Linked DNA regions of Homo sapiens: region 2 is linked to region 1. A link is a contact called in ENCODE Hi-C or POLR2A ChIA-PET data. All regions are on one chromosome and are shown on one strand. The core of a region is the stretch at or near the end of the contact, and the rest is flanking DNA. Distances in the headings are between cores, read along the strand shown.

Evidence for each region. Hi-C counts contacts between places; a loop is a spot of excess contacts on that map. ChIA-PET counts read pairs that join two places held with the same protein, here RNA polymerase II (POLR2A). Pooled maps may share reads with other maps.
Region 2: a pooled map shows a loop between it and region 1 (12-fold over the local background). The contact joins two enhancer-like sites. A Hi-C loop is called at or near these places in 1 of 37 single-sample maps with no recorded cell type and 4 of 50 pooled maps. POLR2A ChIA-PET finds 5 or more read pairs at or near these places in 3 of 52 experiments (H1, activated T-cell and activated naive CD4-positive, alpha-beta T cell).

Annotation. Positions count from the first base shown.
Region 1 is chr17:41,662,788-41,668,051 of GRCh38, forward strand. No RefSeq gene overlaps it. Among named protein-coding and RNA genes, the nearest start is that of EIF1, 23 kb to the right of the region's middle. RefSeq lists enhancers at 2,406-2,925, 2,926-3,443, 2,964-3,053, 3,474-3,603, 4,474-4,703 and a silencer at 3,174-3,413. Within about 2 kb of position 3,249, at least 39 of the 41 ENCODE cell types and tissues checked have a DNase peak (open chromatin) inside an H3K27ac peak, as active enhancers do.
Region 2 is chr17:40,725,568-40,730,831 of GRCh38, forward strand. No RefSeq gene overlaps it. Among named protein-coding and RNA genes, the nearest start is that of KRT24, 24 kb to the left of the region's middle. Within about 2 kb of position 2,529, at least 2 of the 41 ENCODE cell types and tissues checked have a DNase peak (open chromatin) inside an H3K27ac peak, as active enhancers do.

The sequences.
Region 1 (5,264 bases), core at 1,999-4,498:
CTGCACCCGCTCACCTGGCGGAGCAGCAGCGCCCCCTGCCGGTGGTCCGGGGCTGGCCGGCGCGCCCTAAGGCCGGACTCTTAGCTTCTGCCACCACCTGGTGGCCATTTCTGGAAGCGCAGCTGGGAGCCCAGATCCGGTGAGCAAAAGCTCTCGTGGGTTCCAAGAGAGGCCCTGCTGGTCCAGCCAGGTGTGGCAACGACCAGCGCGCAAAGTATTCCAGGCAGGGCTTGACGCCTCCAAGCTAGTATCCACTGAAAAAGTTTCACTTCGTCCCTGCTTTTTCTTTTTTTTTTTTTTTGAGACAGAGTCTTGCTCTGTTGCCCAGGCTGGAGTGCAGTGGCACGATCTCGGCTCACTGCAACCTCCGCCTCCCGGGTTCAAGCTATTCTCCTGTCTCAGCCTCCAGAGTAGCCAGGATTACAGGCACCCACGACGCTGGGTAATTTTTGTGTTTTTAGTAGAGACGGGGTTTGCTATGTTGACAAGGCTGGTTTCAAACTCCTGACCTCAGATGATCCGCCCGCCTAGGCCTCCCAAAGTGGTGGGATTACAGGCGTGAGCCACCACGCCCAGCCCTTGCTTATTATTCCATCGGTGAGAAAACACCTGACAGAGCTTAAATGTTTACTAACTGTGGCTGTGAATCTCTAACCCCTGGGGAATTGATCAAAGACCATGAACTATGGCCAAAAGATGATGGAGGGGATGTGAAGGTCAGCTGACTTAAGTCCCTTCCCCCGTGCATTTGGCCTTGAGTACTTCATCATTCTTTCTTAACTTCATTCGTTATTCATTCTTTCAGCAAACTCTTCTTGAGCACTACACAATGTGCGGTGCCAGGTGCTGGAGAAACACCTGAGAACATGCAAAGCAGTCCGCCCTCATGGAAGTGACTAACAAATCATTCACAAGGTGTGATGAGGCATATTTGGAGGGGCAGAGAAGCCACTTGAGCATCACATATGGGCAGCGACTTGACCTTGTTGAGTGTCATGGAAGGCTTACAGTGGCCTGAGAATGGGTCGTCTAGCCGACAGGGTGGAAGAACCACATGTGCAAAGTTCCAGAGCTGAGGAGTGTATCCAGAAAGTGGCTGGAAGAAGGACTGACCGGCAGGAATGCAGAGGTTGATGGAGAGAGGAGGTGAGGCAGAGCTGGAGAGAGAAGGGGGCTGAGCCAGACAGAGCCTCCAATGCTGGGTGGATCTGCAAAGTTAAGGCATCTGCTCATGCTCTGGGGCAACAGGGGGCCACTGCCTGTCCTGGGAGGAGACAGAGCACATTCTGCTCCTTAGTAGAGCCCACTGTATGACTGGGCAGCTCTGCTAGCTGGAAAGTTCATTCTGAGATGAAATTGATGCCTCCCCTGCCCACAGGCTCCTGAGGCATACACACAGATGGAGGTGCTTCCCTGCCCCCAGCACAGCCCCTCACCCTATAACAGCCTCACTGGCTGTTCCCTGGCAGAGGCCCTCACACAGGGTAGGCAGGAGGGCACGCTGGATGTGAATCCCAGCTCAAGCCCTTACCGGCTGTGTTGTCTGTCTCTTACTTAACCTCTCTGAACTTCCATTTTCTCCTCTGACTTCAGGGCTGCACATGTAAGAGGGATAGTGTTGGGAAGTGCTTAGTACACATTAGGTACTCAGTGGTGATAACAGAGGTGGTGACAATGACATGGTTTATCCCCAGCTGACCTTTTCCAGAAAAGATCCTATCAGTCAGTGTTCTGCATTTTAAAATGTGCCACCAGGATGGGGCACGGCAGCTTGAGCCTGTAATCCTGGCACTTTGGGAGACTGAGGCTGTAGGATCGCTAGAGCCTAGGAGTTTGAGACCAGCCTGGGCAACATAGGGAGACCGCCCCCACCGCCCACCTTTACAAAAAAATTAAAAATTAGCCGGTCATGGTGGCATGCATCTGTAGGCTCAGCTACTCAGGAGGCTGATGCAGGAGGATCACTTGAGCCCAGGAGGTCAAGGCTGCAGTGAACCATGACTGAGCCACTGCAATCCAGCCAGGGCAACAGAGCAAGATGCTATCTCAAAAAAAAAAAAAAAAGTGCTATTAAGAGCTGAACTCTGTTCTGGGGGGAGTAGCCTTTCCTTCCCTTCTCTGAGCCTCAGTTTCCCTATATATAAAAGAAAGGAATCAGATAAGATGGCCTGAAAGGCTGCCACCAGTTCTAATGCTCTCAGGTCCTGCTCTCTGACCTACCCAGGACACATGGAACCATCATCACCTCCTTGATCCAGGCACTCTACTCCTCATAATGGAACCAAGATGGTCTTCACTTTATTTTTTTTTTCCCATTGTCCCTGTCCTTACTGCCCTCTGTGTTATGCCAACCTCCTCTGAGTTAACTGAGGCTCAGAGGCTCAAGCAGTCTTTGCCACCCTCTCCCCACTGTCCCCCCCACCCCTCACTCTCCCACCAGACTGTCTGCTCCATCCCCGTCCCAACTGCTCCCACCTGGACTCCCTGCTGCCCTTGGTTCCTACCCCACCCCTCTGTCCACTCCCCCACTCACATACCTGGCCCTCCTTCCCCCATGCAGCCCATCTACCTTCACAGGGAGGCAGCAAGACACCCCCGCCGGCCTAGGAGGGTCGAGATCCTAGGACTCTACTTTTTCCAGTCCTGGTATTTGCCTACACGCCCCAGCCTCCCACCCCCAGCGCCCCCCCCAACACACACACACCCACACACACACACACGCACGCACGCACGCAATTATAACCCCCTTAGGGACAGCCGTTGTGTCTGCTGTAGTTTAGCCTTGGATTCATCATGGCTTCGACATCGCCGGCCCTGGGCCAGTGTTCGAGAGCATGGCCCCAAACAGTTCTTGCTCTGTTCAGCTCCCCACATTGCCAAGCTGCGAGCGGGCTCTCTGTGCTTCCTGCCTTCTGTCTGCCTCGCCTGTTCTCTCCAGGTAGGCGGCTCCTCCTCCAAGCTCCCCCAGCCCTGGGCTGACCTCTGTCACCTGGATGGTGGGTGCGGGTTCTCCGGGCATGCACCTCGTTCCCCTCTTTACTCCCAGCAGTGGCTGAAACTTGTGGGTGCTTGATCGTGCTAGTTAAATGAATGAACATGTGGTGGTTACAGGCAAACCCACAATGCCACACAGGACACCGACCAACAACTGAAAACGGTGACAGCTGCCCTTACCCGCAGCTCCCCAGCGTAGCCCTCCCCCATCGCAGCCAGACCGGCTTGCCCACTGCGCAGCAAGGCGGAGCCCCGCACAGCTAAGCCCGGGCGTGGTGCTCGCGGCGCCCTCTGCTGGCCGGGCCCACGGCCTCCTCCTGCGCACGCGCGCCGCCACCCCGGGACCAGACCTAAAGGGAGAAGGCGCGATCTGGGGCCCTCCCTCCGCACCCCCTCGCCCCGAGAAGCCCCAAACCCAGGTCTTTGACCCTCATGAACATCCTTTGTCCTTCCTCTCTCCTGCTCCCCCTGCAAACATTTTAGGCATCCCTAAATGATCACCAGCCCTCGCCTGCTCTCTTAGCAGGCCTCCAGGTGGGGTTAGAATTGTCAAATGCTGGCACAGGACGAAACCCTAATAATAATAACTATGATGATGACGGCAGCTGCTGCTGAGCGGGCACTTTGTGGTTACCTTAGCAACCTTCCACCATCCAGGAAGTGCAGCCCCTTCTTTCACAGGCGGCAGCTGCAGCCAGAGGCGTGCGGGGACTTCCCAAGGTCACACAGCAAGAATCCTAAGAAACCCGGGGTGTTTCCTCTGCCTACGTGGAGCTAACCCTGCCTCCAGAAGCAGGGGCCTTGAGATGGGAGCAGAGCGATCTGGTGCCCCGGAAACCCCACCCCCACCCCCACCTTGCCCCATGCGCAGCGAACGTGGCTACATTTCCTATCGTTTGTCCAACCCATCATTTTGCCTTTGGGAAAATTGCAGGGGAGGTGGAGGCCAGAGGACAGGGAGACAAACGTTCGTGGGCATCTGCCACGAGCACATTTGCCACGCTTTGTGACAGGCCCTTTCCCGTTACACACCACACCTGCCCAGGACCGCAGCACAGAACCAGGACCCAAACCCGCCGACTCCCTCCCTAGTGCTCCTTCCTCACCCCCCACCCCCTCCCCCCTCCGCAAGTTCTCTCTTGGAAAAGGGGCCGCTGGGAAGGGGAGGAAACGCACTCACTACAGGACTCCAGGTGGGGTCCAGAGGCTCTGCCCCTGGTGCCTCTTCCCCAGCCCTAAAGCCCCCAGCCCTAGAGAGGGGACCCTCCTGCACAACATCTCCAGGGGACCGGGTACTCCACTAGGGTCGAGAAACGTTGAATAGTGCGGTGGGTGCGGGAGGCGCGCCTAGGTGCCGAAACCCGGTCTGTGCTGCCATCCTGTGGCCATTGCAGGAAGTGTGCCTGTCAGGCCGCTCTGCATTGAACCTGAAATGCCGGGTCACCCTTGGGTTGAGTGAAACCGGGCCCCATGCTGAGGCTACAAGGGACATAGAAAGGGACAAGACGCAGCCCGTGCCCTGAAAGAGCTTACAGTTCGGTAGGATGGCCTTCAAATGACATGATCCAACACTCAACTCGGCGCCAGATACCGCCCAAAATAGAAGATCGTGCAAAAGGTTCCAAAAGGTGGAGGCAGCCTGCCCCGAAGCACATCGAGAAAGCCCTCCTGCAGCAAAGCCGTGTCGAGACTGGGCCTTACAGGGCAGGCGGGGCTGGGGCAAACAGAGATGAAGGAAGGCGCTCCAGGCGGAGAGACCAGCCTGAGCAAAGGCACAGGGGCAGGAAACACGGATTCTCAGGAATCCAGCTTGTCCCAAGTCTAGGTCAACTGTGAAGGGGAGAGCAGCATGGCCAGGTCCTCCAGTGCCCAGGTAGGAGGTTTCACTTAACCCTTTAGGCCACGCGGCCAACAAAGGTCTTTGAGCAAGCCAGCAGCTTGACCAGAAGTCTGTCCAGGAAAAGAGCATGATAGCTGGGGAACGGGGGCAAATGGGTGAGGTTTCAGAGCAATTAGGAAGGAAGGAGAACAGGAGGAGGCATGAGCGACGCGGATGGTGGTGCCACTGGCAGAGCTGGGAAGTCAGGGGCCACGCAGGGGAGACCAGGGCTGGGGTTTAAGTTCCTGGCAGAACATCCCAGTGAAGACGTCCTTCAGGAAGCCAGAAAGAATACATTAATAAAAGAGGAAGTAATAGTTATTGCTCATATGTGTACAGACTTTATAGTAAATAAAGCAGCTTAATCCATCATGCATTTGACTCATATTTT
Region 2 (5,264 bases), core at 1,279-3,778, 940 kb before region 1:
AAAATGACGCATAGGAGAGATAGCAACACTTTAGACTCTAAAGAGAATGGTGAAGTTGATTGCTTAAGCAGATCTTGGACTATGAATGTCCAGATGATGATATTCTAGAATAATTTTCTCTATATCAAGATTTAAAGGGTAATTTATTTATGGTTTGGCTGTGTCCCCACCCAAATCTCATCTTGAATTGTGGCTCCAATAATCCCCACATGTCATGGGAGGTACCTGGTGGGAGGTAATTGAATCATGGGGGCAGTTTTTCCCCTTGCTGTTCTTGTGATAGTGAATAAATCTCACGAGATCTGAGGGTTTTATAAGGTGCAGTTCCCTGCACACTCTCCCTTGCCTGCCGCCACGTAAGATGTGCCTTTGCTCCTCCTTCACCTTCTACCATGATTGTGAGGCTTCCCTAGCCATGTGGAACTGTGAGTCCATTAAACCTCTTTTTAAAAATAAATTACCCAGTCTCTTGTATGTCTTTACTAGCTTGAGAACAGACTAATACATCATCTATACTCATTCGACAGAAATAATTTCATCATACAATATTTTGCCACAAGCTCCTGGGCCATTCCATTTTGCTGAAAGAAGGTGGACAGTATTCTTTCATCTTTTATGATGTTTGTTCCAAAATTTATGCGATATGATTTGCAAGTGCACAGGTGTTAAAGGCAGGTGTGTATACAAAGGTTGATTGGGAGGAAATAGGTAATGTAGAAATAAAAAACATTAGATTGATTATACAATTGATATTTATAAATGAAAATGTTTTGCAATTATGGAGCAAAGAGGGTGGCTCCTCTCTTAAAAAATCTTGTGAGCTATTAAAGTTCCCAAACTTATTGCATTTTGTAGCTGCAAGTGCAAGAGTTGAAAGTAATGATGAACTAGAACCTATTACAGATGCATTTGAAATCTGGAATCCATAAATACAGAATGGGTATGTTCCAGGGGCATGCATGACATGCATTCAAAGATGTTGCCCATTTTAGGTATATATACTTCCAAACCACAAAATTATAGAATAAAAATTTGGGTTTTCTATGTTTTAGTTTATATTAACATTTTAAATAAATTAGTTTTGTGCTATCTTTTATATCTTCTGTATATTATTTGTAAAAGTCACTTGAAATTATAAAAAAATAAAATGGGCCTATCTGATGCAGTTGATAAATGGTGATGACTTATTTTTGGGGCATGCTAGGGGCCAATGGGCAATCTTTGTTCCAGAACTCTCACGGGGCTGACAGAGACTTTGGTCTGCATCAGTCTGCTAACTATCCTGCAAAAGACTAAAACCCTCCCTGGTCTTGCTTTCTCCCTTTTCCTTTCATAAGTATTACTCCTTAGGATAACTTTTGATCCTCAAACTCAGTCTCAGCATCTACTCACTGAGAGTCAACCTGCAACAAAACTTAAAGAAATGAAGTGACTTTCCCAGGGCCAGATATCTGGGAAGTGTTGGAACTGAGATTCCAACTCAGGTCTATGCACTCATATTATTTGCAGAAGTCTGCCTGGATTTAGGGTCAGAACTAGTAGAGTCCTCTAGTGGTAGAACTCTACTAGTTACCAAGAAGCCTTAACTTCATCTAGAAACTTCGATTTCTTGAGCCATAGTTTTTTCACCTGTAAAATTAAGGATAATAGTTCCTGCCCTACACATGGCATAGGATTATCACATCAAATGGAGAGCGCAGAGCACTCTGTAAATTGTAATTCCATATTCAAGCATAAGGTTTGATCATTTTTATTGCTGTTTTCTTGCATTTGTACTGTATTAGTTATTCCATAAGACCATATGTTTCTAAACCGGGAGGTCAGCCTAACTTCATCTATTGAAAGGTCCGTCATAGTCCTCACCATTTTTCTATGTACATTTGGTGTTCCATTTGATGTCTTTTCTAAGGGGCTTATCTTTGAAATTTTTATATATAATTATTTACAAAAAAAGATGTAGACCCTATCTATGGATTCTTTCTGATTTAAGTTTGAGGTTGTATTCAGCTGCTCTCACATACCTTAGCTATTAGGGATTGTAGCTCAGTGTCATGGGTGTGAAGAATACGTTTTTCAGTTTCATGATCTCATATCTTGCTGCTTCAGTGGAGAACTGAGCTGGCCATGACTTACTCTGAGCTATAACATCTTGGCAAAACAGAGCTCTGAAATATACCCCTATTTTATTTATACTTATATATTTGACTAGCTACTCTATTAATTGAATTGTTCTTTAGCTTCTTAATAGTTTTGCTTGACAAAAATGTTGCGTTACGTTTATCAACATTCAAATATTAAGACCGGTCGGCAGCTGGGGCAGCATTCCTTACAGTAATTATATGACTACTAGACTATTCCGCAATCTCATTGCCTAATCAAAAGGAACAGAAAAGATTACATTAAAACAGGAAAAATCTATACTTCTATTTTCTCTGATTTTTTTTTTTTCCTAAAACAAACCCTGAAGAAAATGATTGTTTTGGAGGAGAGGTGGAAAAGCATTGAGGCGTGATTCCCTTCTGTGGTGAGTCACTTTCTTCAGTTTGGTTTCATATTCATTTCCAGGCCAGCAGTTGTGAAAGTTTTCAGGGCATTGCCTGTGTCGTTGACCTCCATTTTGCACTCTACATAAACCCAGTTTTGATGCTGGTGTTTTGGAAAAGTGGTTAAAATTGTTTCAAATAAAAATATTTTCCCAAATGTTTTCTATTAAATTACGTGTATTTTTTTTCCCCCTGATATCAAGTCCAGTAACTTCAGGCAAATTTAGTGAAATTCTCTACCATCTAGAAAGGGATGAAGAACTTAAAGGAAGGCAGATGAATTCCTTCCTTTTTTTTTTTTTTTTTTTTTTTTTGAGACGGAGTCTCTCTCTGTCGCCCAGGCTGGAGTGCAGTGGCGCGATCTCGGCTCACTGCAAGGTCCGTCTCCCAGGTTCACGCCATTCTCCTGCCTCAGCCTCCCGAGTAGCTGGGACTACAGGCGCCCGCCACCACGCCTGGCTAATTTTTTGTATTTTGTTTAGTAGAGACGGGGTTTCACCGTGTTAACCAGGATGGTCTCGATCTCCTGACCTCGTGATCCACCCGCCTCGACCTCCTAAAGTGCTGGGATTACAGGCATGAGCCACCGTGCCCGGCCTCCTTCCTTTTAAAATTCAAAAATCTTAATTTTAAAAAGTCTTAACTCAGAGTAGTGGTTTCTTTAAGATCTCGAATGAGTTAGTGATAGTGCTTGAACAAAGATCCAAGACACCTGCACTTTTATTTGTTTACTGACAAGATGAAGATTATTCTTCCTTACATGGCTTTGTAGATTTTGGTGTTGTATCCAAAGAGGAAATTGTATTAAAATATCTGAAAAAACTGGAACCACATCTTCCTGCTATAAGATACAGATTTTAAAGATTAAAGATGGAAATGTTGATAGCTTCAGAATAATTTATTTTGGACAAGGATACATGTAATGCCCATGTTGCTCATATTGTATATTGTATAACAAGGTAATATGAATATTTCAAACTCACTGTGCTGTTTATGATGAACATAGCAGTTAAAAGTTGGTGCTATTGCTTCATTCATTTACAATTTTTCTATCACTCCATTATTCTGCTTATTTATTATTCTTTTATTATTCAATTTATTATTCTATTCATTTATCAATTATTCTATTTAGCTATTTTATTATTGTTATATATTATACATCTTATATATAATATATAAATAAATATATATAATATATAAATGTAAATTGTATATATATATATTTGAGACAGGGTCTGGCTCTGTTACCCAGGCTAAAGTGTTGGGGAGCGATCTTGGTTTACTGCAACCTCTGCCTCCTGGGCTCAAGAGATCCTCCCCCTTTGTCCTCCCTAGTAGCTGCATGCACCACCACACCTGGCTAATTCTTGTGTTTTTTGTAGAGACGGGGTTTCATCATGTTGCCCAGGCTGGTTATTTATCTTCTATTTTACATTATCAGTAGTAAGTCAACTTTTATCAATTATTTAATATTTATTGAGCATCTTGCAAAAACATTCTGCTAAACCTTGGGAATAAAACTAACAAGTAATAGTCCCTGCTCTTAAAGAATTTCATATATAAGCCTGGTCAATATATCGAGAACTTGTCTCTACAAAAAGAAATTAAAAAGTTAGCTGGGCATAGTAGTGCATACCTGTAGTCCTGGCTACTCAGGAGGCTGAGGCGGGAGGATCACTTGAGTCCAGGAGTTTGAGGTTAGGGTGAGATAGGATTGTGCCACTGCATTCTAGCCTGGGAGACAGAGGCAGGGGGGTGGGGGTGGGGCAGTGGGGAGAAACCCTTCATGTATAATTTTTGTTGTATTTTATATAATCACAGCAAGTCTTCTCTTACATATTCTTCACCATGTTCAGTAAGTGTCCGAAAAATAATTTGCATTTTTTTTTCGCCTGCTGAGAAACAGTAGGGAGATATTATTAATTGTCCAAGTGTTGACCTAGAGGAAGACTCTGGGCTGCAGATGGCTGATTTATCATCTTCCCTTGTTGGCAAATAGCTGCCCTAGTTACAGACCCAGTTTCCATGTTTCTTGGTACCAGAAGCTCACTTTGCCATCCCACTACCTACTTCCAGTCCACCTTCTGCCACAGACTTGCAACCATGTCCTGCTGCCCAGTAGAACCCAGATTCTCTCCCCAGTTTGCTGAAGTTTTGTGCTGCTGCTTTGCTGCTAAAACCAAAACCCCATCTGTCATCTGCTGCTAAAAAGTTGTGCCATCTCCATAAGGTCCAATCACCCAAATTCCTTTCCACCACCAAACCGTCGAGACCAGTGTAGGAGACGCTGTAGGGGAGCACGTCTATGTCTCTGCCATTGACTGCTCCAGTGTTCTAGAGTGTTAACATCATAAGTGGGGCACCTATTCCATCTTAAATTCAACAACGCTATTGAGCACTTCCTCTGTGGTAAGTACTGAGCTGGGAGCCAGGGATAGCACTTTGATAGATCAATAGAATTTCAGCTACATGTGGTTTAAATAGGGTATTGTGGAATTTTATAACTATTTATACCATTGCTTCTGTGGAGAATTACATCAAGTTCTGAAAGGTCAGCATGGCATGGCAGCTAAAAAATCCTGGAGCCACATTTTTGTACTTCCAGCTCCCCACTGATTATTTGGCTATTTACTAGATGTGTGACCTTCAGCACGTGACATAACATCTCTGTGCCTTCATTTTCTCATCTGTAAGTTGAAGACAATAGCTCCTGCTTCATAA